Linked DNA regions of Homo sapiens: region 2 is linked to region 1. The links are chromatin loops, found by intact Hi-C in ENCODE. Cell type or tissue: Caco-2. All regions are shown on one strand.

The links. A loop is a pair of places that touch in the nucleus more often than their neighbours do. Peaks named below come from ENCODE experiments on the same cell type or tissue, not always from the same donor. Only the 100,000 strongest peaks of a DNase experiment are listed, where the experiment ranks them.
Region 2: it touches region 1 in a loop (4-fold over the local background); 17 of 110 quality-filtered maps call a loop at or near these places.

The regions. Positions count from the first base shown.
Region 1 is chr13:23,920,211-23,922,710 of GRCh38, forward strand. It overlaps the pseudogene ANKRD20A19P. Among named protein-coding and RNA genes, the nearest start is that of C1QTNF9B, 24 kb to the left of the region's middle. In Caco-2, a CTCF peak has its summit at 1,385 (motif pointing right); no DNase peak of the experiment used is centred here.
Region 2 is chr13:24,004,932-24,007,431 of GRCh38, forward strand. It overlaps a transcript of SPATA13 not described here. Among named protein-coding and RNA genes, the nearest start is that of C1QTNF9B, 110 kb to the left of the region's middle. In Caco-2, no CTCF peak of the experiment used is centred here; a DNase peak (open chromatin) is centred at 1,080.

The DNA of each region.
Region 1 (2,500 bases):
TATGCATCTGAAAAAGGTCTAATATCCAGAATCTATAAGGAGCCTAAACAATTCAACAAGCAAAAAGCAAATGACCCCATTAAAAAGTGGGCAAAAGATGTAAAGAGACAGTTCTCAAAAAAGACACAGGGTGGCCAACAAACATATGAAAAAAAAATACTCAACCTCATTAATCATCAGAGAAATGCAAATCGAAACCATGGTGAGATATCATCAGGATGGCTATTATTAAAAAGTCAAAAAATGACAGATGCTGGCAAGGCGGTAGAGAAAAGGGAATGCTTATACACTGCTGGTGGGAGTGTAATTTAGTTCAGCCACTATAGAAAGCTGTTTGAAGATTTCTCAAAAAACTTAGAACTAGCATTCAACCCAGCAATTCCATTACTGAGTATATATACAAAAGAAAATAAACCATTCTTCCAAAAAGACATATGCACTCCTATGTTCATGGCAGCACGTTTCACAATAGCAAAGACATGGAATAAACCTAGGTGCCCATCAATGGTGAACTGGATAAAGAAAATGTGGTACATATACACTATGGCCATAAAAAAGAATGAAATCATGTTTTCTTGCAGCAACATGGATGCAGCTGGATGCCATTATCCTAAGCAAATTAACATAAAATTAACAGAAAACTAAATACTGCATGCTCTTACTTGTAAGTGGCAGCTAAACATTGGGTACTCATAGACATAAAGGTGGCAATAATAAACACTGGGGACTACTAAATGGCAGAGGGCAAGAAGTGGGCAATGTGTGAAAAACTAACTCTTGGGTGCTATGCTTAGTACCTGGGTGATGGAATCAATCACAATGCAAACCTCAGCATCATGCAATACAGCCACGTAACAAACCTGCACGTGGGCTCCCTGAATCTAAAACACAAGTTGAAATTATTTTAAAAAATTGTCTTCCAATATACGAACATGAACTCTCTCTCCATGTATTTAAATATTCTGATTCATCAGTGTTTTGTAGTTTTTCACATATATATCCTGTATGTATTTTGTTACATGTATAATTGTAAATACCTCATTATTTTTTGATGCTATTGTAAACTGTATTTTTTAAAATTTCAAATTCGAATTGCTCTTTATTGACATATAGGAAAGAAATGGGCTTTTGTATATTAATCTTGTATTTTGAGACCTTGCTAAACTCACTTATTTGTTCCAGAAGTTTGTATTGTTCTTGTTGTCGATTGGATTTCCTAGTTATTCAATAAAGTAATTTGTGAATAAAGACAGTTTTATTTTTTAAAAAGTCAAGTACTATTATTACTCTTGGCACATTCTGGCACTCGGTAAATTAACTTTCTTTGATTGTGATCTCTGGTATTACCACTAGAGGGCGCCTTGAGACAAACTATCCTGTACAGTTTTTTCATTACAGAAGGGCATCCTTGTGAAATGGGGAATGATTAACATAGGCATGAGGGGAATTGTAATTCACAAAGTAGTTAAAAATAACACCTTGCTCAGCCTGAGGGGGATGTGTGCAAGACAGAGGGCAGGCCCCACCTCTGGTGCTGTGGTTACAATGCTAGGAGCTAACTGCCTTTGAAGATGGCTTTAGTTCTTTTTGATTACCAGCTCAGCTCTCTCATTCTTCTCTAAAATTGTTGCTCTGAATTATTCCTCAATGTCAAATGCTTAATTTTTCCCAGGTAATGAGTGACTTGTACAAGGGTGCTGAAAAAAAATACTTGAAAACGTCTTTGAGGGCTAATTTTTAAAATATCTAAATTGGTTTCCTAAACACAATCATTTCTGGCTTTTAAAAAAGTCTTGGTTTATTAATTACATATATTTAAGAAGTAAAACATGATATATTGACATATTTATACATAGTGAAATGGTTATTGTAGTCAAGTAAATTAACATATTCATCATCCCACATACTCTTTAAATGCAAGTATTTCTAAATGGCATCCCCAAGAATCTTATCAGCAGAGCCATTCCAGAAGGCAGCAAGTGTTACCTGTTAAGACTCAGGCAAGAGAAAAATGTAGGCAAGGTGATAGGGCCGGGAGAAAAGATTGAGGGATTTATCCAGTCAAGACCTGCTCAGTATCAGTCACTTTTAAGAGTGTCAAAATGCATCTGAAACAGTGACCATCTTAAAATCGGCAATTCTAATTCAGCATGGTGTTGCATTGAATAGAGATGTATGACATGCATGGAGTATGGGGAATCTGAGAGTAATCTGCATGGCTCCTGGAAGAGCCCCTGAGTCATGGCCATTGAAGTGTTTGAAGTGGGGCCTAAGATTTGCCTTGGAAGGTGCCCAGCCTACAATGTCTGACTGGGGAAAAGCATGGCTAAAGTACCCAGGCATGGAGGGACGCATTCAGAGCACTGAAAGCCGTTGGTGTGGCTAGAATTTAGGGCACCTGTTATGGAGAGATAGTAAATAAAACTGGGCAAGTAGACCAGAGCCAGACTGGGGCACAATTGTGTCACACTAAGCTAGATGGGAAGGAACTGAGACATTT
Region 2 (2,500 bases), 85 kb after region 1:
CACAATCTATTTACTGTCTGTGAGAATAAATCAAATGAATTCATTGTGCACATCTGAAAATGAATCTACATTCCCTTTTACATGGCTACTTTTTCATGACATATAGGTTATCTTTGCCACATTGCTTTCCATTTTAAAAGAGCTAAGAGTTTCTCAAAGTAAGTACTTTTCTGAGAGTCCTTAATTTGGAAGAACTCTGCTTTCTCTGAGTCGCTAGGGGAGAAGTTAACAGATGCTGAAAGATGACATCAGCATTTAATTGCAAATCAGTTCTGTTTTCTGGTAGCCTGGCTATTGTGCTCACATTTGAAAACTGTTTTGATTCTTAAATTTTTACCGTGTTTGCTAAATCTGGATAGATTATGAAGTCACATTCCTAAAAGATACTTGTATGTTTAGAGGCGAGAATTGGAGATCTTCAATGAATTGGAGGGTTGCCTTGCTTCTTAGACCACAGAAGCAGCTCAGGAATATAGTGCTCACCTGGTGCCTAGCAGGGTAAGCCCAGGACAGGAGCTCATATTTAAGTACGAGAAATGGAGTGTATGCAGGGAGAAAATGGAAACTACAGTTTTAAGGATGCTTTGGGGAATATGGAATCCTTGGTGAAAAAGGGCCATTATACAGCTTTCTTCCCTGGTAAAGGGATGAACTCCTGAATTTTAGGTGTGGGGACAGGGGGTGGGAGAGGGATGGGGGAGATCTGAGTTCATAAAAGTGTCTTTCAAATAATGTGAAGAACAGCTGGTATGTGTCATGTAAAGGGTCAGAGAACACACGAGCTGTAGAGGGGCATTTTCTGAGGAATGCATGTGCTTTTAGATTTGCCACAACCCTGAAAGCTAGATCTGAGGCTCAGCAAGATGCAGCATGGGCATTTTTGTCAATGGAGGAGTGGATTCCTTTTTCTGCACACAGCAGCATAGCTGACATTTTTTTCCCTTCTTAATAAAGACATCCACCCCCTTGACCTTTAGAGCTGATCTTCTAAAAGACCGTACTGTTTCTTGCATAATCATCACCTGTTCTGCTACACAATTGCTCTGTTTGGACCCATGCTTCGGGATAGGAGACATCCCCTGAGAAGGCCAGGGTCAGACTGGCTGGGCTGCAAGCAGCCGGAGGTGCCTGCTGTGTTCCTGCAGTTTCCAGTGTGAGCTGCAGAGGAGAGACAGCCACTTTGTGAGTAACCACCATAATTCTATTATTAGGTGAGAGGTTAATAATTGACATGTTAAAGCATATCCGGGAGGGTATAGAGGGTAAGTCTAAATGTCAGTGTTCATTAGTGGTTTTTTGTATTACAAGTTTTCTTATTCCCAGTATTCATAAGATGTCACTCTTGAGTGTTCATGAGATCAACTAACTCATCAGCAGGTAAACACACAGGGCCTTCGTGGCACCTCAAGCATTTCATAACATGAGGTTCCTTGAGATTGCAAATGTGATAGAATAAAATCTGTACACAGTATAAATGAGCAACGGTGTCAGACAACGACAAGACAAACATGTTTCCAGCATGTCCCCATTTCATCTAATGTGATGTGCGAAAGAACTGAAAAAGGAACACAGCAAACTGGGAGGCTCAGGGCACGAGGTGCGGCAGAGGAGCGAATAGAGGCCAGGCCAGGCCGGCCCAAGTACTAATTCATCACAGTTGCAGGTGTGGTTGACTGGACCCTAACTCTGGGAGGTGCCGGCTGATTTGGTCACCACAGTTGTCTTAGGGGCCTGCACGGCTATGGTCCCATTTTAAGAGCTGGGGAGCTGAGTTGCAATGAGGCCAGCCTACACATGGTGGAGCTGGGAGAGCACCGGGACACGCAGCCCAAGCTCCTGGTGCCCTTGCATTCATGTGCCAGCTTCTGACAAGGGCTGCTGTTCTGGGATTTTACTCTAAGAGCGCAGGGAAGCCACGTCGATGGTGTAGGGGGAGAGGATGCCCCCGCTCGGCAATTAACACGAAGCCCCTCTCTGGAAGGAGGATGCTGTGGCATTGCCTGGGCTTTGTCACAGTTTTGTCATTCTGGGCCAGCCTCCCCCATCCTGTGCACCCCTCCTTCCTTCCGTGTGGAGCCCCCTTTCCTCTAGGATGCAGTCTGAAGGCCAGCTTGTGCACAAGGCCTCCCGTCCAGTGTCCCCTCAGCTGAGTGTGACCTTCCTGCTGGCCCTTAGCTGCCCTCTGGCACTGTAGTCACCTCTGTCAGTGCCTCTCCTGATTGCCAAGCATTGCAAGGGCCTGTGCCGGTTGCCTGGTGGCCCTGAGGCTCTGAGCCCTCTGCAGAGTTTAATACCCTTCTGCTGAGTGACATGTTTAGGGCCAGCCTCTGGTCAGAGGAAAGGCCAGGCTAGGCCACTGCTTGCATCTTTGAGGGGTGAGGCTTGCCTGTGGAGGGGACTGGGCTCAGTGAGTGGGTGTCATGTCTGTGGTCAGTAGCTGGCCCCTGGGGCGACTGACTGCTGGGTTCAAAATCCTGCTGCACCAGGGACAAGCTGGGTG